Linked DNA regions of Homo sapiens: regions 2, 3 and 4 are each linked to region 1. The links are chromatin contacts, found by Hi-C or POLR2A ChIA-PET in ENCODE. All regions are on one chromosome and are shown on one strand. The core of a region is the stretch at or near the end of the contact, and the rest is flanking DNA. Distances in the headings are between cores, read along the strand shown.

Region 1 (6,477 bases), core at 1,913-4,412:
AGAGGCCCAAAGGGTCATTCAATATGTGGTTCACCAAAGATTTGAACCCAGGCTGCCTGATGCCACAGCCTCTCTAAGTAATCACTACTGCCGTCTTACAAACACTAGGTGTAGACTCAGCTCCACCAGACACCCAACATGAGACCTAGACAGCTCCACTAGGCTTTAGGATGAGACTGGGAGCAAGGGGTGCTCTTTGTAGATGGTGGCTGGGAAGGCCCTGCACTTACAAGCTGGGTAACAGTGAGTCATGTTTACCCCCAGGTGGAGCCAGCTGGACTGGAGGAGGTGATCACAGATGCTGTGGCTGGGCTGCCCCATGCTGTACGAGTCAGTGCCCGGGACTTTCTAGATGCTGGCACCTGGAGCACCTGGAGCCCGGAGGCCTGGGGAACTCCGAGCACTGGTGAGAGACAAAGCCAAAGAAAAGGGCAGAGGCCCCATCCCAAAGCATCTATCAGCTGAACCAGTTCCAAAAGACAGGCAGGTGGCACATGCCCTGCCCACACAGGCACGGCAATTGCTGTCCCAGACTTCAGACTTGTTTGCCTACAGCCCTGTCTTAGCTTAAGTCCTGCCCCTTGGCCTCCACCCCTGCAGTTACAGGCTCCACTTCTACAAGCTTGGAGCTTGCCATGCTCCCTAGGAGCTGGCCATGCCCTATCAGGCTCCTCCTCCTAGGTACCTTGACTTCCAACCTAGGCCTTGGCCTTGAGCACAGGACGTGACCCCCGTCCCCACCAGCGTATGGACACTTATTGGGTCTTGCCTTCCTTTAGGGACCATACCAAAGGAGATACCAGCATGGGGCCAGCTACACACGCAGCCAGAGGTGGAGCCTCAGGTGGACAGCCCTGCTCCTCCAAGGCCCTCCCTCCAACCACACCCTCGGCTACTTGGTGAGCTTGGGCAGATGGGCAAGACTTGTAAAGGACTGAAAACCCCAGAGAAAAGGGGACACCGAGCTTGGTCAGGCTTGCTCTCAGTGACATGTGGCCCTCCCCCTCAGATCACAGGGACTCTGTGGAGCAGGTAGCTGTGCTGGCGTCTTTGGGAATCCTTTCTTTCCTGGGACTGGTGGCTGGGGCCCTGGCACTGGGGCTCTGGTAAGTGACTGCCATTGGTCCCTCAGCCTCTGATCCTCACACATGCTCTGATGCCCATAGACCACATTCATCTCCACCCTTCATGACTGCCCGCTGAACCTGTCTGATTCTGGAACTACCTCCCCATACCTCCATCCCCCATGCCCCACTTGATTTTAACTGATTCCTCTCCTGACCCTTTACTAATAAACCCTTTGGCGGAGACTGAGATAACCCACATTGTTGGAGAGACAGCTGCCTTTCTATGCCCCAGGCTGAGGCTGAGACGGGGTGGGAAGGATGGATCCCCAAAGCCTGGGTTCTTGGCCTCAGTGATTCCAGTGGACAGGCGTCCAGGTGAGTAGGACATCCAGAAGATTTGGACTTGGAGATGTTTGCCCCTATTTTGAGTGTCCAGATTAAGAGCTGGCTGCCCTAGTCATTTTAAAACATGCTGGGAATCCAAGTTGGGTCTCCTCATTTTAATGATGTCTAGGCTGAGGGCTGGGCCTTTCATTCTTGAGTCCCTGGGCTCAGAAGTGGGTCTCTTTCCCTCCTCTCAGGGTACTGAGGAAGGACCCCAGGTGGACTTCCCTTCAGGGTATTAGTATTAGTACTAATACTCTTCCAGGGTATTAGACTCAGAGCTGGATATTCATCCTTTTTTTTCAAGGTGTCTTGGATCAGTGCTAGGTCCCCTCCTTCATTCTTAATGTGCCTGGGCCCAGAGCTAGGTCCACTCCCGTATCTTCAGTGTGTTGAAGAGGCTCCCTCAGAGCTGGGCTCCTCTACTCATCTTCAGAGTGTTAAGCTTAGAACTGAGTCACCTCCCTCATTCTCAGGGTGTCTGGGCCAAGATCCGGTCTTACTGTCTCTCCTGATTTGCCTCCTGCTTCTTCTAGGAGCTCCAAACCTGTAGAGGACCCAGGAGGGCTTCGGCAGATTCCACCTATAATTCTGTCTTGCTGGTGTGGATAGAAACCAGGCAGGACAGTAGATCCCTATGGTTGGATCTCAGCTGGAAGTTCTGTTTGGAGCCCATTTCTGTGAGACCCTGTATTTCAAATTTGCAGCTGAAAGGTGCTTGTACCTCTGATTTCACCCCAGAGTTGGAGTTCTGCTCAAGGAACGTGTGTAATGTGTACATCTGTGTCCATGTGTGACCATGTGTCTGTGAGGCAGGGAACATGTATTCTCTGCATGCATGTATGTAGGTGCCTGGGGAGTGTGTGTGGGTCCTTGGCTCTTGGCCTTTCCCCTTGCAGGGGTTGTGCAGGTGTGAATAAAGAGAATAAGGAAGTTCTTGGAGATTATACTCAGAAATTATTATCCAATGCTGCTTTATTATTTGGCTATTGGGGGCTTCAGCCCATTTTCCTTAGCATCCCAAAATTCAGCTTGGGCAGAGTCCCATGGAGCTTTCTCTCTTGGTGCTCAAACCACTGTGACAGGCTGGGGTTCTGGGGGTGGATGCAGATGCTGCGTTGAGCCAGGTGAAGCCTGGGTAGAGAAAGGTCCAAAGCTATGACCATAGCTTGGGGATGAGATTAGGGTCATCCCCAATGACCCTAATTAGGGGTTAGGAGCAAGGACCAGATGAAAACCTGAGTTGGCAACAGAATTAGCAGTTAGGGCTGGGGTTGGGATCAGCATTAGGGGTTGGGACTGAGGTCAGAGTCAGGGGTATCAGGGGTGGGAGCTCACACGAAAGCCTGGAGGTGACAGTCCCCGTCAGCCTCCTGCAGTTCCACCTGGATGACCTTCCTCAGTAGCTTGTCTGAGAGTGGCTTTCGGTAGAGCTGAGTACAGCAGGCAGTGCTGGGTGGCAGTAGGAATGCTAGGGGCAACAGGGCCATGTGTTCAGAGGGATCCTGACCAAGAACCTCTCTGCCAGACAGCTGGAGGTTAGGTTGGATTTCCTGGGTCTTTTCAACTTCATCCCATTCACCCAGACCCCCAGCTTTCTATACCCCCAAGTACTCACCTGCTGTAGGGTCTGGGCTCAGGAGCAATGACAGCAGCAGGAGGCTGCAGAAGGTTGGGGGCCCCTTCATGTTGCTCAGCCTAGACTCTTCCTTCTCTCTCTCTCCTCCTCCCCTACCTTTTATCTGGGTGCCTTTTACCTGGGGCACTAGGTGAGTCAGAGGCAGTTGGAGATGTACTGTGTAACCTGTGACACTCCTGGGCCCTAATTCTCGGCCTGTTGCCACAGACTCCTTCCTCATCTAGGATAGCCATTTCCCATGTGCTCCTAAGCTCTGGGCAGTGAAGCTGGGGGAAGGATTAGTGTGTGATGTAGGGACTGATGGAACAGTGAGTAAGGGCAGTCAAGCATCCACAGCAGCATCTAATGATAGACATTCACACTCAAATACGCATAGCCACACATTCAAAGTCACTCCTCAATCACTTGGTCAACCTCACAAAGTCATACTCATGATCAGACAACCGTAGACAAAATTATATAGCCCCGGTTATACTCAAAGTCCCTCTCCCACCCAATTGTGTTTTCACAGTCATCCAATCACAAGCAAATTCACACTAGCACACACAGATTCTGACAGGGGAGTTGTGGGTGGGGTGGGAGCAGAGGGCAGGCAAGCACCAACTTGCCTTCACCTTCTCCTCCCCACTTCCTGGCTTGGCCTGCCTGTCTTATCAGAAGAAATGGATGGGAATGGGTCCCTAGAGCAGGCCCTTCTGGCTGAGGAGGGTTCTTGGCTGAGGCCAGCCCCATTCAGAGAAGCTGGGGGAAGGCCCTTTATGGTAATATTAAGGGTGTTTTGGAGATGCTGAGGTGGGGCAGCTTTCCCCAGGATGATGAGACAGGGAGGAAAGGTGGGGTAGATAAGGAGGGAAGATAAAAGCTCTTTGGTGCTAGGTTACTGTTGTCAAAACAGGTAAAAGGCCCAGTGAATCTTACCTTCCTGTTTTTGTCTAGTCCTGTTCCAGGAATGCCAACCTCTTGCCAGCAGGGGCCTAGGGTCTCCAGATCCAGTCCCTGACTTGTTGAAGACATTGGACTCAAGCACTCAATTACATCTTTGTTTTACTCAAATTCCAGCCTCCTTCCTGGGCCTGGAGGAACATCCCCTCTCCCTACCCGGGTTCAGTCACACCCTCATGTCCAACTGCTATACCCCCTGCATCCCACCCTCCAGCTATAGCCGCTTCTCTCCTAATCCCATACCCAGCTGTCACTCCGTTCTTTACCCCCTCCCTGCAATGCAAAGCTCCTATTCATCTTTATCCAGTCCTTTCCAGGAAGCTGGGAGCTGCCTAGGGTGGGGGTATGCTGCCAAGTTCAGTGCCCCTGGCTCCTTTAAGAATTTCCCACTCCTGGTCCAGGGATCTCAATCTGCAAGTCCTGCTCTATATTTGAAACATAAACCAAGTCATAACACAGTAATCCAGCCCTTATCTTGTTGCAGTCGTCTGCTGTAGGGTCAGCCACTCTCTATGGAGTAGGCTTTCTCTTGGGATAGGGCTTAGGCCTTTCTCTTGTGTCCCAAGGCTTGTTGGGTGTAGCCACTGAGGAAATCCCAAGGAAATCTCCCAGGTTCCTCGGGCTTGTCATAGACCTTCTTCATCACTTGGCTGTGCGCTACATACTTTCTGGTCTTCCCTGGGCTTGTCGGTCCAGAAGTCTTCGGAAGGCAGAAAACAAATGCTTTTGGGTGTGCACCCATCTCTCCCCTTTAAGACCAAGTCTTCTCCCCAGCCACAATCTGCTGTAGCTTTGGCCCCAGCCAGAAACTGGGCCATCTCTTTCTTTAACTTAATCTTGTGGTGCCCTTTCTGGTGCTGGGTCCAGTCCCTAACTGAAGGCAGGCCCACATAGCAGTCCCTGATTCTCACCACTTGAGGAGTTAGTGGGTCCCAGGCTGATTGGGTGACAGAAGGGGGCGGCAAAGAGCAGTGGCCCTTGGACTCTCCTAGGGAGGGAGCAAGAACTTCTAGGTAGGCTGATGCCAAGGATCTCTAAACTTGGGATCAGACTGGAGGAGCCAAAAGTTGGGGTATGAACTGTAGGAAAGGTCGCCAACCCAAGTCGCTCCTCTGTGGCAGGCAGCTTCTAGGAATCTCCCCCTCTTACCATTTACAGCCTGCATCCTACACCTCTGCTTAAAATGTTTTAGATATACTCCCAGCAGAGAAGATTCTTCAGACAGCTGGCAAAGTCCTCGCTCCGAGGAAGGGAGTAACAGGCAGGATTATTTAGTTCTCTTCATATAGGCGACTCACAGTATGGGTTTTTGGGGGTTGGGATTGGGGGAGACAGCCATTGATAGTAACAGGAGGCCTGACACTGATGAGGGGCTTTGACGTGGAAGGGCACCCTTCCAGGGAGGGACGCCCTGTCAGTACGGAACAGAGCCCGTGTGGGGAGGGGCGCTCGGCTCGAATGGCGACAGCGGCGGCAGAGTCAGGAGGTCAGTACGGTGGGCTTCGGTTTAAATCTTTAATGCACTGGCTGGCTGGGCAGCGGCGGTGGGGCTGCGGCGGGGGAAGCCACGACCCGAGCGCTGGGGAGTAGGACCCAGGCCGCTGGACAGACAGCTCATCAGGCCTCGCAGAGGCTCCAGCTTCTGCTCCCCGGGGTGCGCCGAGCTGTGGGGCGACCCGACACTGGCATGAGGCGGGGCGGGAGCTACCGGATTCCCCCCGATGGGTCCTCAGAGACTGAGTCCCGTCCATGCCCGGGGCGGGTCCGCGGTATCGCAGCCTCCTCACCTCCGCTCCCTCCGCCACATGCGAAGCCAGGGGAAAAAGTAGAAACAGCCCCAGTAGATCCTGCAGAGAGAGGGCAGAGCCGGGCGGGGCGGGGCGGGGCGGGGAGGAGCTGACCCTACAGACTCCGCCCCGCGGTGCCTCGCCGTCGAGGAAGGCTCCGCCCCGCCTCTAAAAGCGGCTCCCTTCGCGCCCACGCCCCTGGGAGGCTCGCCCTGCCCACCCCTCGCCCCCGCAGAACTCCACCCTCCCCCACCCCGGAGCCGCCTGGTTCCTCCTCCGCAGAACCCGCCTCCACTCACTCCTCCTCCGCCTCCAGCGCCACCTCGTATCTCCTCATTCCCGACATGTCCTGGGCTCCGAACGTCTCCTGGGGAGCGGCATGATTGAATCAGGGATTCCCTAGCCCCAGGTCCCCTTCTCCGTCATTCTCAGGACGAGGCTGCCCAGTTCTCAGGTAATCTGAGGCTGATGCCCCCGAGAAGCCTCAGTTGCCACCACGGGACAGGGTGGGCTTGGAGATTTGGGAGGCACTGGAAGTTAAGGGGTGAGGAGGCCGGTCATCTCCGGGGCCTGGGGCATTTAGGGGGCCAGGGCGAGAGGTTTGGCGGTCATGGGGCTGGGAGATTTGGGGCCCTGGGTGAGGATTTTCAGGGGCTGG
Region 2 (6,477 bases), core at 1,780-4,279, 1.5 Mb before region 1:
TCACATTAGCCCAGAGCAGGGTGCCCGGTGTGGGGGCGGGGGGTACTATGGCTCCAAACCTGCAGCCTGCCCCAGGTCACACTAACCCAAGTCTATCTGAAGACTATTCCAAGGCCCTGACAACTCCAACAGCAACCCATCAGCAGTCCAATCCGGTGCCTTATGTCCTCCAGGGAAGGGTTTGCCCATAACCCACACCTGTCAGCTGAGAGGAATCTCAGCATCTGGCCCAGACCCCTGGACACCAGAAAGTAAAGCCAAGTCGGGGAAAGGAACTGCAAGTAGTGAAAAGGCCACAACTCTAAACCCCACGGATGCTTTCTCCCACCAACCTCAAAACCACCCGCAAGGGCTTTGGCTGACACCTGCCCATGAACAGATGGGCTCGACTCCCCCCACCCACACACTCCCAAGGAGACTTTCAGCTTTCTCAAGGCCTCATAGCCAGGAACCTCCATTCTGAGAACTGTACCTAACCACCCAAACCTACAGACCCTATTAAAATGAAGAAAAGACCTCTCGGCCCCCATTTCTGGGGCTGCCTCAGCAGCAGCCTAAACGTCATGGTCTCTTGCATGTCACATGAAAGCAGCCAAAATAGAGAAGGCACTCTCTCCTCGTCCTCCAAAATGTTCTTTCTCAGGAAGTCCTTTCAAGTAGCCAATTATAGTCCATTTAGAAACACCAGTAACTGGTGACAAGCCGATCACTAGCAACACCATTACAAAACAAAACTAAGCAGAGGTATGGTCACGACCTTGTCTCTTACGCTTCTGAGAGAAGATGTGATACTCAAATACCAATGTAATCAACTTTGCGGTACTTTTGTTTAACTTGCTAATTATTTTTTCTTTCTGTGCAATATCCAGGCAACAACTAAAAACAAAAGCAAAAAACCTGGCCTTTTTCTGGCCTGGAGACTCAGTCTCTCTCCCCCTTCACTCTGCTGTGCAGAGCCATTTCTGTGGGAGTCTGAAAAAATGAAACTTTTTAAAGATCCTAAGCAAATATTATTACTATATTATTATTATACGGTGTATTGAGTGCCCGTATTTTTTTTTTTTTTTTTTTTTTTAGACAGTCTTGCTTCGTCGCCCAGGCTGGAGTGTACTGGCACAATCTTGACTCACTGCAACCTCTGCCTCCCAGGTTCAAGCAATTCTCCTGCCTCGGCCTCCTGAGTAGCTGCGATGCCACCACCCCTGGCTAACTTTTTTGTATTTTTGTAGAGATGGGATGGTGTTTCACCATATTGGCCAGGCTGGTCTCAAACTCCTAACCTCAAGTGATCCACTCCCCTCAGCCTCCCAAAGTGCTAGGATTACAGGCGTGAGCCACCATGCCCAGCCTGAGTGCCTGTATTTAATGTACACGATCTCATTTAGTCTTAAAAAAACCCCTGTAAGGTAATCATCGACAACCACATTTTACACAAGGAAGAGATTTTGAGAAACTCGATAGCATGTCTCAAGTCAGACACTTAGCAGCAAGGCAGAGTCCATTTCATTTTATGGGACTAGTCTGCTTCCCAGAATAATCATCAAATGCAAAGGAATTTAATTATCTGCTTAAAAAAACAAGCCCCCATTATTACCACAGTTCACGTCTGACCAATTCCAAGATGTTCTTCCCAAACTTGATATGAACACATTGACGCAATTACTGGCGAAATTGAGCAAGAGTATGTAGTAGCCAGGGCTCTGTGGGAAAGTGACAGAAAACTCCTATTGGCAGGATGTCATCCTGCCTGCCAGGGCCCCTCACTTACAACAATTATCTAAAACCTAGCATTAGAAATGAGAAACCACCTGTGTGGTAACCCTGGAAGCAACCTGTGGTTGCCTTGGGCCTGTGGGCCTGTAGGTTACAGGTCAAAGAGAAGTCCAGACTAGGCTCAGCCAGCTGCTATGAGGAATGCAAACTCACCTACTCAAGCTCTCTGCCTATGCTGAAACAGGCTAGAGGTCAGAGTTCAGATCATCTGGGCAAGATAATTGAGACTCAGGCTGCTACCGGAAGTACCAGAAATGGGCAACGTGGTGTTGACTGGTTATATTTTAGCCCTCTAACACCCAGAGTACACAAGCTCTCTGCCCCTGGGAGAGATCCCTGCTCACCTAGGTTTTGGGTACCCATACCAGGAGGAGGCTAGGGGGAAGGGCTCTCGGTCACGATCCACACAGAGGAAGAAATGAACACACAGTGACAATTTACTGAGGGCTTACCCTCATTAATTAAGCCCTTATTTACCATTGTTCACAATATCTTCCAAAACAACCCCTTGAAAGGGTGACCATTTATTATCCCAGAAGAGAAATATGAGGTTCAGAGAGAAGTCACTTGGCCCAAACGATCAGGAGAAAAACCCACTCAGGAGAGTGGCTCTATGGCAAGACACGTGAACCGAGAGGTCAGTCTCCTTCCCCACCGGGAGCCTCACGTCAGTCCCCAAAAGGGAGTGGATTACTCGAGGTCCCTACCAGAGTTCTCAGTGCAAGGCTGCTCGAAGCCCTAAGCAGACCCAAACTCCAAAACTTCCTGAGCCTCGGGCCACAGCAGGGAAGTCTCCAAGGCCTTCTCTGGTTCTGGGGCTAGAGGGGCCTCGGGACTTCCCTGTGCGGTCCCGGCCCCACGCCTCCAACAGGACTCCCCAGGGACCCACCTCGCAAACCTTCTCTCCCATCCAGTCCCAAGCCTCTGTCTGGGATTTAAAACTCTGATCCAGAAGAGGGAGGCTGGCTGTCGTAGAAGAGCCAGCCTGAGGGAATGTCTGGGGGACCCTGTCGGGGAAATCCGGGGGGGTCCCAATCCTCCGACTGGCGCCGACCCGAGTCCTTACCAAGCAGCGGGGACTCCTCAGGGCAGGCGGGCAGCGACAGTGCGGTGGTGTGGGGCACTGGGACCGAGGTCAAGTTGCTAGCGGGGCCAGGGCCAGAATCCACGACTGGGCTGGAGTCGCCACCCGGGCGCGGCTGGGAGGAGGCGCCTAGAGGAGGCGGCGGCCGGGCCCCTCCGGTCCGGAGCTCCCCGGAGGACTGCCCGATGGCGGCGGCACTGTTCGAGCCGCCCTGCAGCGGTGTGGAGACTCCGACCAGTTGGGGCAGGCGGCTCAGGTCGCGGCCAGCCAGGTAGTAAACGAGGGTGACGCCAAGGTGCAGAGCGCAGACGGCCACGAGCAGGCGGCAGGCCCGCTGTAGGGACGCGCCTGGCATCGCGGCGCTGCCGCTCAGGAGCGGCTCCCGAAGCCTCATCTTCCCGCCGCCGCTTTAAGAAGGGTGTGGGCTACAGGAGGGGAGGCGACCCGCCCGCGGGCCGCCCGCCAGGCGCTGCCCCACAGCGGCGACTAGGGGAGGGCCCGGAGCGGGGGCGGGCGAGCGGCTGAGAGCTGAGACTCCTCCAGCCAGCCAGACCTGGGAGCGGCGAGAAGCCGCCCGAGGCGCCGGCGGAGAGGGGAGGGGCGGGGCCCCGGCGAAGGCGGGGGCGGGGCCGGGCGCGGGGTTTTCTGGACGAGGGCGGGAAGGCGGGGCAGCCCGTGGCGGGATGGGCGCGCTGGGCGGGGCCTCGGGAGGGTGGGCAGCGGGCGGGGCGCCGTCGTGGGGTCCCCGGAGTATGACTGCAGCTCCGACGCTTGGCCGCGCACCGCCCTCTTCCTCCCGAGCCTTTGCGGCGGAGCTTCGGTCGCGTTGAGCCGCGCCTCCTCTTCCTCCTCCACGCTGCCCTCGACAGGCCGCGCCACTTCCTGGGGTGCGAAGGGACTCGGGTGCGAGCCTGGGCCTGCAGCGCGGCGGCGGAGAGAACGGAGAGGACAGCTGGCGGGTGGTTATCTGGAGTGGTTTGGGGCCGCGGCGGCGTTCTGGCCAGTGGGCCTTGGTGGGCTAGGAAGAGAGGCAGAAAAAGGTTACCCAGGAAACGGGCTTCGACGCCGGGCGAGGAGTGGCACGTTCGAAACCCCCTCCCTAACTCAGCCCGGCTGGACCCCGCTGCTTAACGGGGGGTCCTGCGGCAAAGAAAGTGGACGGGTTGCCACTTCTGTGCCTCCCCATCAGGTAGCCTGGGCTATAAGGGGCTCTCAGACCAGCTTGGTTCCAGATGTGTGTGTGGCGGGAGTCCTGTATACTTTGAAGAGGAGAGCAGCAAGAAGCCTCTAACTCCCAGGCCAGCGTGCAGGAGATCAGCCGGCGTTACAGTCTACACTGGGCTACCCACTGTCCCATGAAGTAGCAGTTCTCCCCATGTCGTAGAGTGGGGCCCCGGCAGATTAAGAAACTTTCCTAAGAGCCCACAGCTGGCAAGAGGCAGAATTCTGGCTCCGAAACCCATGTTTTCTACAGGTTTACCCTTTGTTGATTTGCAAGTAAGGGCTGAAGGCTGTGTGGGTGAGAGACTTAGGCACTGAAGCCACTTGACCTCGATTTGACCCAGAGGCCTCAGGCCCTGAGTGAGCAGAGACACCTCACCCCAGAGAAAGACTCATGGAGGTGCTGTCAGTAATGTGGATAGGGAAGTTGAGGGCTCTGGCAGCCAACCATCAGGGAATAACAGTAGCTACCTTATTTTGAGAGTTTGCTGTGTGCCAGTACTATCTGCCATGAAGTAGGTGGTGTTACGGTGTCCATTTCACAGATGAGAAAATAAGGCTTATGAGTTGACACTTTGGTTGTGATCATACAGAATCAACTTTCCTCACTTGACTTCCTGGACACCAGGTCCTTCTGATCTTCCTCACTTCACTGGCCATTTCTGTCTCCTCTCTGGACTTCTTCCCCAGTTGCTGAAGGCCCCAGCCATAGTCCATGATGTTCTTTTGTGTCTACACTTACTGCCTCGGAATGATTTATAATATCCAAATGCTGATCACTGATTTGTCTCCAGCCCAGATCTCTTCCCTGACCTCCAGATTCAACTGCTTATTTTACTGGCATCTCAAACACAATACATCTTGCCCTCAGCAACCTACTCCTTACACACCACTCCCGTTCTTACCTCCCTCAGAGAGTGATACTATTGTTTATTCAGTTCCCCAGAATCTAAAAGGTGTCCTTGATGTGCTTCTCTTGCTCTCAATGCCATTTGCAAGCCCTCAGCCAGCTTTGTCAGTGCTACCTTCAAAACATCAAAATTCACCACCAGCCAACTCTGATGTAACCATCCTCGATCAAGCCACCATCATCTTGCCCTGGGTTATATGGCAGCTACTAATTGGTCACCCTGCTTCCACCTCCTCCATTCCTCCTCCCTAGTCTGTTTTCCACAGAGCATCCAGGAAATCTTTGTAAGCATAAATCAGATCATGCCATTTTGTTCAGAACCAAATCCACAGAAACCCTGTTCAATCTGGTTCCTATTTCCCTCCCCACCCACATCTGTCACTCTACCATGCTGGACCTGCCTTAGCCACACTAGCCTGATAGCTATTCCTTGAACTTGCCATATTTCTTCCTGCCTCAGGGCCTTTGTACTTGCTGTTCATTTAGCCTGAAACACTTGTCCCCAATATTTCATTCAATTCAGGTCTCTTAAATGTCACCTTATGACAGAGACCTTTTCAGACTACCTTATGCAGAATGGCCTCCTGCCCAAATCTGCTTAAACTGCTTGAATTTTTTTTTTTTTTTTTTTGAGACAAAGTCTTGCTTTTGTCCCCCAGGTTGGAGTGCAATGGTGCAATCTCACCTCACTGCAACCTCTGCCTCCCGGGTTCAAGCGATTCTCCTGCCTCAGCCTCTTGAGTAGCTGGGATTACAGGTGCCTGCCATCACGCCGGGCTAATTTTTTGTGTTTTTAGTAGAGACGGATTTCACCATGTTGGCCAGGCTGGTTTCAAACTCCTGACCTCAGGTGATCCGCCCGCCTCGGCCTCCCAAAGTGCTGGGATTACAGGCGTGAGCCACCGCGCCCGGCCTTAACCTGCTTGATTTTTTTCAGAGTGGATATCAACTACCCAACATTATGCATTTATTTTCTGTTGTCTTGCCTCCCTCATTAGAAAATCAGCTTCATGAGAACAGGAAATTTCTCTCTTGTTCACTACTGTATCTTCAGCCCCTAGATTTTTTTTTTTTTTTTTTTGAGACGGAGTCTCACTCTGTCACCCAGGCTGGAGTGCAGTGGCGTGATCTTGGCTCACTGCAAGCTCTGCCTCCTGGGTTCACGCCATTCTCCTGCCTCAGCCTCCCAAGTAGCTGGGACTACAGGTGCCTGCCACCATGCCCGGCTAATTTGTTTGTATTTTTAGTAGAGATGGGGTTTCACCGTGTTATCCAGAATGGTCTCAATCTTTTGACCTCGTGATCTGCCTGCCTCGGCCTCCCAAAGTGCTGGGATTACAGTTGTGAGCCACCGTGCCCGGCCGATATTTGTTAAAATACTTTTTAAATACTGTGATCATCTTAATGATGTGGGAAGGAGAGAAGGGAAAAATTATTGCTAACTTAGTTTAGAACGTAAAGTGGAGTTCTCCAAGGAGTTGGTAAAGGT
Region 3 (6,477 bases), core at 1,326-3,825, 1.4 Mb before region 1:
AAACTCAAAAGACCATCATTAAATGTTTGGCCCGGCACGGTGGCTCACGCCTGTAATCCCAACACTTTGGGAGGCCTAGGTGGGTGGATCACCTGAGGTCAGGAGTTCAAGACCAGCTGGCCAACAGGATGAAACCCCGTCTCTACTAAAAATACAAAAATTAGCCGGGCGTGGTGGTGGGTGCCTGTAATCCCAGCTACTTGGGAGGCTGAGGCGCAAGAATCGCTTGAACCCGGGAGGCAGTTTGCAGTGAGCCGAGATGGTGCCACTTCACTCCAGCCTAGGCGACAGAGTGATAAGATTCCTTTTATTTTTCAAACCAATGGGGCTGTGTCTGTTGTCCCCCTCGGTCCCCAGGGGTGGGGGGGCCTTGGAAGGCAGGGTGGTGTTGGGGGGCTGGGGGGCAGGCTGAGTGTGTGTGTGTGTGTGTGTGTGGGTGTGGGTGTGTGTGGAGTGTGGGTGTAGGACTCCAGTCCCAGCTGCTGCCTAGGCTCCTGTGGGTCCGACCGGGTTCCCCCTCCCCTGTCCACCTTCCCCAACAGGGCTATAGTTTCAGGGTGTCCCAGGCCTTGGCTGGTTGGCTGGGCCCAGCTCCTGGGGGCTGGGCAGGGCAGGGCAGGGCAGGGCCGGGTCCACTTCCATTGTTAGCAGTTGTTTGCAGAATTTTCTCTGTTACCATTCCTCTCTTTTTGTTCTCGCCCAGAGTGGGTGGTTTTTTGTTGTTGTTTTAGATTTTCATGTGAAGGCAGAGAGTTTTTTTTCTTTTTTAACTCCCCATCCCCCTATGCGGGGTGTCATTTCACCATCCACATCCTTGTTTGCGTTTCTGGCCCTCGTCCTCCCTGCCTCTCCTCTGCCTCCCCAACCCCCGCCTACCTACTGCTCCCAGGGGTCTCTCCAGGGGCAGGGGGATTTCAGGAGATGGGGTGGGGGCCAGCCCCTACTGGACCCTTGTAATCTGATTTGAAGACCATCCCCCTGATGGGACCAGCAGCCCCGCTGGCCCACTGGGGGTCCCTCTTAACATCTGCTTGTTGTGGGGGTCAGTGCCACGGTCTGCTGGGGTCTTGGCACTGTCTTCCTGGCCGGGGCCTGGCACCTTAGCCCCCAGCCGGCCCGAGTGGGGGATATCGACACCCCCAGCTAAAGCACAAGCACCTTAGTCATCCCTCCTCTCCCCCTGCCTCCTGGCCTGCCACCCCACCCCAGCGTTTACCCCAAAGCACAATGCCCTGGTCACTTGGCAAGTGGCTGGGCCTGACGGAGGCCAAGGGGCAGACCGGGGCTCCAGCCAGACCCCCGAAAGGAAGCAGGTGCTCCCCCACTTCCAGGACTTAGTTGGGGCGGGGGGCCCAGCTCCTGGGCCTAGGGTCTTCTCACCCCCACCCCCTTGTCCTGGGTAGGCCCCTGCCTGCCCCTCTCTGCCTTTTCCTCGGGTGTCCCTCCTCGAGCCCCTGCGGCACTGGCTTGGGTGGCAGAGCCCACTTGTTTCAGGGACCCCAGGAGGTGGTGCCCCCTGGCTCCTGGGACTGTGTGTGGGTCTGGGGGGTGGGGGGGTGGGGAGAAGCGTCGGGCAGGGGGTGCAGGGGAGGAAACTCCTCACCAGGAAAGCCAAAGACAGGGTTGTGCCTTACCTCAGGAGCCACCCGTTCCCCCTTGCCCTGCCGTTCACCCTCCACCTTTCCCCCCGGGCGGCCTGCTGCTTTTTCCTTCTCTTCCTCCCCTGCCCTGCCCTGAGCTGCATGGTTCCCCTACCCTGGGAAGCCAGGAAGGAATCTGAATGGAGAATCACCAACCACCAAAGAAAAAAAGACTGCGGGGCCCTCCCCTGCCAACTCCCCTTCCCTGGCCGCCCACTCACCCACACCTCTTTCACGCAGGACAGGCTGCCCACCCTGTCCACGTGAAGTGCCAACGCCCTCCCCACCCTGGGCCGAGCCCCCACCCCTCCCTGGGCCCCCAAGTGAGATTGCACATTTAACTACTGTAAGGAGAGGAGCGGCGTTGGCAAATGTGAACCATGAGAATATCGGTGATACTGATGAGAATAAACGCCTTTGTAAAAAAAAAAAAAAAAAAAAAAGTCTGGAGCCAGGCGTGGTGGCTCGCCTGTAAGCCAAGCACTTTAGGAGGCCAAAGCGGCAGGATCGCTTGAGGCCAGGAGTTGGAGAGACTAGCCTGGGCAACATGGCGAAACCCGTCTCTACTAAAAATAGCTGCGCATGGTGGCTCCGCCTGTAGTTCCAGCTACCGGAAGGCTGAGGCGGGAGGATTAGAGACTGAAGCTATAGTGAGCCATGATCAGACCACTGCACTCAAGCCTGGGTAAGGCAGCAAGACCCTATATCAAAAAATAAAAAAAGGAAAACCACAATGATTACGCAAGTCGCCGCCCTCCCTCCTGCGATTGTTGCTATTTCCATCCAGCTACTAGTCTCCTCCTCCCGCCCGACACCTGGCGCGTCTATCTGACGTCACGAACGCGCCACACAGATTCGGGCTGCGCAACCTCTGTGGCCGTCTACACGGCGCGCAGATGCGAATATTCTCGCGGCGCCGGAAGTCCGGGGCACGTGACCTGGTGACAGTGCTGACTTGGCTGTACAGCTCGATCTAGGTTCTGCGGCACGGGATGGCGGAGGCGCCTCCTGTCTCAGGTATTGTCCCGGCCCGAGCGGGACTGGGCCCCTTTCAGGGAGCGGAAATTGGGTCAGTGACGAAGTTCTAGGGCCTCAGCCACTCATATCGCGAGAGTAGCACATGCTAGGGCGTAGGATAGTGGCTCGGAAGGGCCAAGCCCCGCGCATCGTGCGTACGAAGATCTGTGTCTTCTTGGACTAGATGGTGAAGCCCAGTAGCTGGGTTTCGGAGGAGAGAGGACTTGTCCCGGCGCTGCGAGTCGATGTGGGTGCCCTGCCTTCCCACAGGCTGTTTCTGGGGCAGCGGCGCACTGACCTTCGACAGGCGGGCGTCGGCCAGGTCACAGCCAGTGACGGTGGCGGGCTCTTGACGTGTAGGGTGTGGTGTGCTCATACCGCCTGGAGTGGTGGCGTGGGCGCGAGCCGAATTCCAGTAGTTTAGAGTCTCAGCCTGCTGCGAACCCCGTGTGACTCAGTCTCAGTCTCCTCATCTGTCAGTTGGGAGTAGATAAGTTAATTCCTGTGATGGCTCCCGCCCTGTACTGTACCTATTCTGTAATTGTTCACTCACTCCCCCTCCTGGAGTTGCCTCAGTGTGTAGAGACAGCCTCATTTGTTCGTTGATATAACATCCATTTCCTCAGGGTGTTCCATAGATCAGTGTTTTCCAAATGTGTTGGACAGCAACCAAAAGAAACATTTTGCATCGCGACCTTAAATATTGTACACTTACATAAATATAAAAGCGAACCAGAAGTTTCTGGAAGCAGTGAGGTTGGTTGGTTTGTTTTACAATCAGCAATATATTCTGTTTTCTGTTTCGTTTAAAAATATGTCACAGCCCACTGCCTTCATTTGATTTTATGGCCCACTCTGGAAAACAGGGCAGCAGTTTGCAGAATGGAGTTTGGAAACCATTGGTTTGAATCTCAGCTCTGTCCCTGACCAGCCGTTGGGGCACCAAGAAGACCATATATGTATTTGTATACTGGGTGGCAGGTAAAATGTATTTATTACTATGGTTCTTAGTTTAAAAAGTTAGGGCCGGGCGTGGTGGCTCACGCCTGTAATCCTAGCACTTTGGGAGGCCGAGGTGGACGGATCACGAGGTCAGGAGATCGAGACCATCCTGGCTAACACGGTGAAACCCCGTCTCTACTAAAAATACAAAAAATTAGCTGGGCATGGTGGCACGCGCCTGTAGTCCCAGCTACTCCGGAGGCTGAGGCAAGAGAATTGCTTGAACCCTGGAGGCGGAAGTTGCAGTGAGCCAAGATCGTGCCACTGCACTCCAGCCTGGGCGACAGAGTGTGACTTCGTCTCAAAAAAAAAAGTTGGAAAACACACTGCATTGGTGTACCCTAGTCTTGATGTGGATATTAAGTCTTCCTTGGGGTTGGAAAACTTTTTGGGCTGGGTATTTTGTTATTCTCCTCACCTAGTCCTTCACCAGATTCTCTAAACTGGATCTATTGATCGTCTCATCCACAGGCTCGTTTCTGACTCATTTCTGTACCCTTCAGTGTTTGAAGAAGAATTCGGTGGGGCCTAGTTGTGAGTCTTCGTGTTGAACTTTGGTGTTGTGCCCAAGTTATTACCTCCAACCCAGAAAGTATCTAATGAGGCAAAATCTTCTAGTCCAAAGACCTCCTTACTCCTTTTCATGTGCTTTAGTTTGATTTTGCTTTAGTTCCCATTCCATGTTCGTATTTTAGCATCATCTTTAGCCCACACCCTCATCATCAAAGTCTTTAAACAGAAGCCCAGTGCAGAGGATACTTTTCTGCCGGTGAGCAGACTCTGCAATGCCAGCCTTGTCTCTGGACTTTGTAATCTGCCAGTTGGATTTCCCTTTAGTCTGCCTTTCCCACCTGTTGGACACCTACTGTGCTGCTGTGTTATCTTGGATTTAGGGTACCACTTGTATTCTAGCCGTGGTGACTAGACATCCTGTTTACTAACTTCCAGCTACTTGAAATAGTGAAATAAAAATGGTGCCTCTGATCTTTGCCATGGCCAGTTTCCTGATCAATGTGTCCTGTTTCCCTTCCTCATGTCTCTTATGGGTTTTTTTCCTGAGGGCTTTGCCTGCTGCCTCATGTCTAGTTGAACATATCCTGTATATGAGTACATGCAGCCTTCTCTGGATTCTCTAGTTGCATCAACTCATTACTGCTTAACGAGAAACACTCTTTTCCTATCCTTTACTAGGCTTCTCTAGACATCTTTACTGATCTTATTTCTGCCCCTCTTTCCAGTCTCGCTTTTTCAAGCAAGCGAGAACTACACAATACCCACTGGTCCAATTTAACCATTCCAACCTTTAAATTATCTTATGTTTCCAGAATACCTCTGCCACCCTCTGCATTTGTCTAATCCTTTTGTGATTTTGTGAGGCCCTCCATCCCATCCCCTAGAATTCTGCCTATGTGAAAGCTTTCAGGACAAATCCTGAATTGGGTGAGAGGTTACTCTATGACCTTTATGATCATTCCATTTTTCACTGTATGTTTCTATGGTACCCACTGCCCAAGCTCTGTTAGTGTAAGAGCGCAGTCTCTAATACACAAACTGAGTTGGAACCCCGAGTCTTCCTTGGAATTCCTCTGTGGCCTTGGGCAAGTTCCTACTCTCTGTGCTTCAGTTTTCTCATCAGGAATGTAAGGATTAAATGAGTTAATACATGTAAAGTGCTTAGGATAGTGCCTGGCACATAATACCTAATAAATGTTAGGCCTTATTATTAAACCTGAAACCCTCAGGCTCTATACTGCACCCATCAATGCTCAAGCCTGTGTGTTTCAGATCCTCTGTAGTCCTAACAGCAATGATAGAGTACCATTTTAACCATTTTGTGTGTGTTATTAACTTGCTTTACTCTTCACTGCAACTCTTTGATATAGAGGTTGTTACTATCTTCATTACATGTAAGGAAAATGGGGCTAAGTAACTTTCCTGAAGTTAAAATAAGTGATAAGTGACTTAAACCCATGTCTTCCAGGTCTTACCAATTTATAGTATATTCTGTATGCTACACATAGTTCTGACTTTGCTACTAATTTTATGTCCTTAGGCAAACCATTTTGTCTTTGTGCTTCAGGGACTGAATTGACTGTACCAAGAAGCATCTTCTGGGGGAACATGAGTGGGTTGAAGGGGAGTATGCTTAATTTTTTCCACTTTGGGATTGTAGACCAGATTATAGAGGTTATGTATGGAAAACCCAAAATATATTCCTAGGGGAAAGAGATGAAAACTAATACACTTATTAAGTACTATCTATGAAATCATATTTAAATTTCTCAGTAACCGTTGAAATAAGTATTGTCATCCTTTACCATAGACAAGGAAACTAAGGCTAAAAGCAGGCACGTGATATCCCTAAGTTCATACAATAAGTTGGACAGGTGGACTTTAACCCATTTTGGCTTAGTCCAAAGCCTGTTTACTTGATATTACACAATGCTACTTTACTGTTTTGAAAGAAGACCACATGGAACCTGATGATTGATACCCCTGAACTGTTAGCTGGCCTTAAATTTTTGTAATAAAATGAATAGATGTATACATAGTACTTTATGGCCCAGGTGAGCATTTTTACTCGACAACACTTAGCTGTCATTGGCTATTGGTGTTTGGTTTTTGGACATGGAATAATGATTGATTAGTCCTCCACAAGCACCTTGAACCCATCACCTTCACTGGAAACATAGTTCTTACTTAACAGCATGTTTTATACAAAGTTCTAAGGAAAGTAATTTTTAGATTTGGCTTGGAGTCTATGAGTTTCATGGATGAAGTTTAATCTCTTTACTGGCATGTCTATTTTTTATGTCCT
Region 4 (4,932 bases), core at 1,654-4,153, 1.2 Mb after region 1:
GGTCTCCATCTTCAGACTCCAGCTACTGGGTTGCCATAGAGACAGCAAACAACTCCTGGAGCCTGCGCAGAAGTACAGCTGGGCGGACTTGCAGGTGGCGGTGGAGGCAAGTCCTCTGCGGGGCGGAAGTCTTCAGCCTAGTGCTGTTAGGGAGGTCCGCTTTCCGGTCCCGGCGGCATTCCGCCTCAGACGGGGTTTTAGGGTTCCGCTGGCTTAAGACCTCGCCCTCCACGTCCAAACAGTCTTTGCGTGCGGTTTTCTAAGATGATGCTTTATGGGGATATGTTGGAAACAGGCACAGGGTTGTGGCATTAGATTACAGCCTACTTGGTGTTTGCTGAGAGGCAAGTAGCTTCCCCTTAGTTTGCTTAGTTCATTCTCAAAAGTGAGTGGGGTCTTTAACAAATGTTAAGGATGAAAATAAACAAACTAGCTTGAGCAAAATGGTGAGACGTAGAATAGTGAAAAGGCAGCCGCTTTTGTTTGGGTGTGATTACTCCTCCTCTAATAAAAGACCCTCATATTGACCACCCTCCTCCTAAGCGCCCTTAGAACCTGGTTTGACCTCTGAAGAAGGGCCAGGATTGGCTTTCAGTTTCTTCCTACTCATTTAGGCTCATTCCTACTGTTACTTTTCTAGAAGCTTGACCTAGGGTGGACCACTTGTCAAGAAGACTTACATATCTGCAGGCAACATTTAACCACAGGTTGGACCTCCTCAGTGTCTTTCACTCAGACCAGTCAAGGGGCATCATAGCCCTGAATCAGTTTTCTTTCCCCTTTGTGGTATAAAATTTTATATTAAAGACAGGAGAGCATAATTAAGGGAGAACAGTTTTATTAGCATCACAGGGTCCATTTTTCCCTTTCCATCCAAGCATCCAGAGTCTGGTGTCCTTTAATCAGTTGGCAGGTTCAACCTGGAGGCCACTGGAGCTGCCGGCCCCCAAGTACATGAATGTGCAGATGATACACAGATTGTGCACCCAGCTTCCCATCGTTGATCACTGAAATTGAGCTTGGGGTTAGGGAGTCAGGATCATGGCAGAGGTCGAAGAATGAAGATCATATTGAGAAGTAGGAATGAGAATTCATAGGTGAGGGACCAAGGGCCAAAAGTCACTCACCAAGTCGGTATCCATCTCCCAGGCCCTCAGCCTTTGCTGTCTGCTTGGCCACAAGGAGTAGGTGTCCTAGAAGCTATAGAGAGAGCGGAGGGACATAGGTGGCTTCATTCATAGGGAGCAAGACCTCTAGCTGGGTCCAGGGGCTCCTCCCAGCCAAACCCTGGCCCTGTTCTTCCCACCTGCTGGTCTTCTTCTTCAGCCTGGCTAATCCGAGGAATGGGCTTCTTAGGAATGACCAGGAAGTGCACAGGAGCCTGAGGGGCCACATCACGGAACACAAGACACTGGGGGAAGTGACAGGCCAGAGGCCACGTTACTTCAACAGGTTGGATGGTATCTACAACATTCCTAAGGGGATAGGTCCTAAGAGCACCCCACCTGCTGGTCCTCATAGAGAATGTCAGCTGGGAGGCTCTTGTCCAGGATCCGGGAGAAGATGGTTGGGGCTGCTCCCCCAGGAGTTGCCTGCTGGGCCTTGGCCACTTCATTCCCATCAGTCACACCTGCAGCTCCTCGGACCTGAAGGTGGATCGACCATATTCAAAGGAGGGAGCTGGCAGAAGCTGGGCTCTGATAGTTGTTAATTTCGTCCTTCTAATAACCTATTCATCGTTCCCACCCAGGAGGAAAGTTCCTGAATTTCAGAGCACCAGCAGCAAAGGGTAGGGCCAGAAGGTGCTGGACCTGGTTAGATAACAGGCGGTATTATTATCAGGATTCAGCAGTGCAATTGATTCCTGCTCATGTGTCCACGAAATATAGCACTGTTTAGGGAAAGGATCTAGAATGAGAGACTGGGGATTTTGGTCTCAGTTCCTACCTTACCATACCACTGAATTACCTCAGATAAATTCCTTCTCTCAGCTTCTAATATAAAATAAAGGGATGGTTTCCATAATCTCTTGCGATGGCTTGAATCTCTTTCCACTCTCACCTTGTTAGTACATTTCCACTTATTTCCGTTACTTGTTTTCTGATCTTTAAGCCTTGTCGCCTGTTTTATTTAAGTTTTAATGCAATCGCCCTGTTTGACACTAGTTGACCCCTCATCTGGGTGTCACATGTGACTCTGTGAATTTTAACTCTTGTCCCTTGAATGAGTGGAGGTAAGAGTTCAGCTAAGTGACCTCTGCTCCCCTAGCCCCAGGGAACTTCGGGTAAGGGATTCAGAGAAGGCTGATGTCATTGCATCACGTTGGGGGAGAACGGGACGGAATGAATTCTCTGACCTCCGAGCCGCTTCTGGCAAGTGCAGAAGAGAGGTTAACACTAGTGCTCATTAGGAGGCCAGAAGCCTGAGGAGGGCAGAGCACTGGCTCCAAGAAGAGAAAGCTCATTTCCTGCAGGGGGCATCGGGCCAGCTGGGCTGCAGGCAGTGGAAAGAAGGCGGCAGCCGCTGCACTGACCCTGTCCCGACCTCGGCGCCCCGGCCTGCGCAGGGCGGGAATCAGCACCAGCTCGTTCTCCGGAGCCACCAGTTCGACCTCACCACACAGCCCCGGAGCTTGTGCCTCGGAGGGGCAGAGGCCACAGGCAGGAGCTCTGCGCGGCTCTGCGCGCCTTCGGGACCCCCTGGCCCCGGATGGCTTCGGAGCCCGCAGGACCCCCTACTCGCTCCCGCGCCACTTCTCACCTGCCCCCCGCGCACCCCCGTGGCCGCCACGGCTCTGCGCGCCGCGCGCAACCCAGCAGCCAGCACCACGGCTGCCGCCATCTTCCCTGAGCCGCGGGAACCTCTCACCCGGGTCAGCACTCGGCTCCGCGGCCGGCCGTGGGTGGGGACTCCGGGCGCGGGGAAGCGGGGTAGTGGCGGCCGGGCGAGCCCTGCTACCCCATTGGAGCGCGCCTCTGAGCACGATTCACCCCATTGCCTCTGCAGCCACTTTGGAGGCGGGCTCTTTTCATCTCATTGGCTGCTTCTACCAACGCGAGGACAATTTTCCATTCCATTGGTTTCGTCTTCTAGTCCGTGTGAACGTTCTTTTCCCATTGGATCCCCTTACTAGTTTCTCTGTGAGAGAAACTTCCACTCCATTGGAAGGATTAATGGAGCCTGGAGGTGGGATTTTCTCCTAGTTGAATCTGATACACAACTCTGGCTTCTAGGTTGCGGCTCCCGAGTGGGTGGTTCTTTTCGTTCTTGGTTCGTCCTCTTCAGGTCTGGTTCCTATTGGTGCGCGGGGAGAAGGGGGCGGGGCTCCGCCACCTGCTGCAGAAAGGGCTGTTTTAGACCCTCTCACCGCTTTGGCCAGGAGGAGGGCGGGGCTCTGAGGGCATCCGGCGCTTATTGGCTCCAAGAACCACCCGGGGTGGGGCTAAAGGTGAACGGGGATGAGGTGTGTTTTTTTGTGTTTGTTTGTTTGTTTTAACTGGCGGGGCTGATGCGCAGCATTTTCTCCACAAGGGCAGTTTCAGTCCCTTGAGCATTTTGGAGATTTTAATGTACTTATCTAAGGGAAATTCTTCCTTAATTCTATGTTCTTGTTAACGCATTCACTCCATAGATTAAAAAGTCTGTGGTTTTTGCATTTTTTTTTTTTGAGCAGGAGGAGATAAGAGTGTCCTATATTTGCCGCACAAGAATTATAATAAGCAAAGGAGTATGTATTCATTGTTCTTTTCTAATCGGAAAAGGTGTGTGATACAGTTAGCTCGGTGCCTGGTGTTTTCTTTTTTTTTCTTTTTTTCTTTTTTCTTTTTTTTTTTTTTTGAGACGGAGTCTCGCTCTGTCGCCCAGGCTGGAGTGCAGTGGCGCGATCTCGGCTCACTGCAAGCTCCGCCTCCCGAGTTCACGCCATTCTCCTGCCTCAGCCTCCCGAGTAGCTGGGACTACAGGCACCCGCCACCACGCCCGGCTAATTTTTTGTATTTTTATTAGAGACGGGGTTTCACCGTGTTAGCCAGGATGGTCTCGATCTCCTGACCTCGTGATCCTCCTGCCTCGGCCTCCCAAGGTGCTGGGATTACAGGTATGAGGCACCAATAAGTCAGGTTTGCACTGCTGGAATATATATTTTTGACATAAGAAACGTGGGGTCACAAAATACTAATATTCTCAGACGCTAGGTAAGTTTTAGTCTGATATCACATAGGACAAGTTACCACTGTTTCTTTGGTTTTTCTTTTTTTCTTTTTTTTTTTTTTAAACACATGACCTGATACATATAGGTGGTCAGTAATTGTTGAATGAATAACATTTGGTGTTTCCTGTCTTTTTTTCATAATATGTAATATGTATTGCATATGATACTAACCCATGTGTAATCAATTTTTCATATTTTTACAGTCTACGTAAATATAGTTTGTATTGGCTGCTTATTATTTCCTTCAATGAGTTTATCATAGTAATCCTAACTCTATTGTTGACTATTAGTTGAATTAGTTTTAGGTGAATGGTTATCATGGGGCATATAACCACTGTTGGGGAACTTTGCTTCTAGAGATATAACAATCTCTTTTGTATAGCTATATTATTGTTAGAAAATCCTTTCTCCTCTAAAGGGCAGACATTTGATTCTGTGATTTTCCCCAGGGATCCTAGCAGTCCAGATTGCATTCCTTCCCTTGGAGGAACAGATGGCCCCCCTAATTGTGAGGAAATGTAGAATGGCCTCTTCTCTGGGCCCCAGAGGCTGCAGTTCTCTGTGGTGCCTCTGGGACACTGGGAGACCCTAGAGTTGCCCTGGAGAAGGGCGAGAGATAAGTGGATCTGGGATCTAGGAAGAGGAAGGAAGCCAGTCTGGAGGATAGGTGGATACAAAGCACTTTGAAATTAGTTATTTCTTTGGTTCTCATAGAAAGTAGG

Evidence for each region. A loop is a pair of places that touch in the nucleus more often than their neighbours do. ChIA-PET counts read pairs that join two places held with the same protein, here RNA polymerase II (POLR2A). Pooled maps may share reads with other maps.
Region 2: a loop to region 1 is called in a map of ovary, with 5 times the contacts of the local background. The contact joins the promoter of B4GALT1-AS1 here to the promoter of CCL27 in region 1. A Hi-C loop is called at or near these places in 2 of 168 maps with a recorded cell type or tissue (naive thymus-derived CD4-positive, alpha-beta T cell and ovary), 1 of 37 single-sample maps with no recorded cell type and 6 of 50 pooled maps.
Region 3: a loop to region 1 is called in a pooled map, with 26 times the contacts of the local background. The contact joins the promoter of NFX1 here to the promoter of CCL27 in region 1. A Hi-C loop is called at or near these places in 1 of 37 single-sample maps with no recorded cell type and 7 of 50 pooled maps. POLR2A ChIA-PET finds 5 or more read pairs at or near these places in 2 of 52 experiments (PC-9 and activated T-cell).
Region 4: a loop to region 1 is called in a map of B cell, with 14 times the contacts of the local background. The contact joins the promoter of HINT2 here to the promoter of CCL27 in region 1. A Hi-C loop is called at or near these places in 5 of 168 maps with a recorded cell type or tissue (B cell, CD4-positive, alpha-beta memory T cell, CD8-positive, alpha-beta T cell and 1 more) and 17 of 50 pooled maps.

Annotation. Positions count from the first base shown.
Region 1 is chr9:34,659,495-34,665,971 of GRCh38, forward strand. CCL27 (C-C motif chemokine ligand 27) reads right to left here and starts at 3,163. Exons shown (of 3, transcript NM_006664.4): 1 at 3,070-3,163; 2 at 2,790-2,922; 3 at 2,396-2,585. The coding sequence starts at 3,139. The coding sequence ends at 2,450. IL11RA (interleukin 11 receptor subunit alpha) reads left to right here. Exons shown (of 13, transcript NM_001142784.3): 9 at 265-406; 10 at 780-899; 11 at 1,010-1,106; 12 at 1,360-1,442; 13 at 1,988-2,408. The coding sequence ends at 2,004. It overlaps LOC730098, which reads right to left. Exons shown (of 3, transcript NM_001320038.2): 1 at 6,119-6,477; 2 at 5,820-5,879; 3 at 4,669-5,696. The coding sequence starts at 6,165. The coding sequence ends at 5,540. It also overlaps a transcript of PHF24 not described here. RefSeq lists an enhancer at 134-635 and a silencer at 5,876-6,125.
Region 2 is chr9:33,163,919-33,170,395 of GRCh38, forward strand. B4GALT1-AS1 (B4GALT1 antisense RNA 1) reads left to right here and starts at 3,030. Exons shown (of 3, transcript NR_108110.1): 1 at 3,030-3,128. It overlaps B4GALT1 (beta-1,4-galactosyltransferase 1), which reads right to left and starts at 3,418. Exons shown (of 6, transcript NM_001497.4): 1 at 2,840-3,418. The coding sequence starts at 3,251. RefSeq lists enhancers at 1-80, 3,269-3,834, 3,752-3,851, 3,835-4,399, 3,922-4,001 and 2 more and silencers at 3,170-3,443, 3,202-3,601.
Region 3 is chr9:33,287,941-33,294,417 of GRCh38, forward strand. NFX1 (nuclear transcription factor, X-box binding 1) reads left to right here and starts at 2,576. Exons shown (of 24, transcript NM_002504.6): 1 at 2,576-2,657. The coding sequence starts at 2,633. It also overlaps the pseudogene LOC100862682. RefSeq lists enhancers at 505-1,466, 2,172-2,591, 2,602-2,651, 2,621-3,820, 2,802-2,851.
Region 4 is chr9:35,812,139-35,817,070 of GRCh38, forward strand. It overlaps HINT2 (histidine triad nucleotide binding protein 2), which reads right to left and starts at 2,904. Exons shown (of 5, transcript NM_032593.3): 1 at 2,761-2,904; 2 at 1,506-1,646; 3 at 1,307-1,411; 4 at 1,128-1,200; 5 at 822-1,007. The coding sequence starts at 2,841. The coding sequence ends at 916. It overlaps SPAG8 (sperm associated antigen 8), which reads right to left and starts at 124. Exons shown (of 7, transcript NM_001039592.2): 1 at 1-124. The coding sequence starts at 9. It overlaps FAM221B (family with sequence similarity 221 member B), which reads right to left. Exons shown (of 7, transcript NM_001012446.4): 7 at 4,253-4,932. RefSeq lists enhancers at 1-198, 3,097-3,276 and silencers at 2,717-3,036, 3,367-3,546.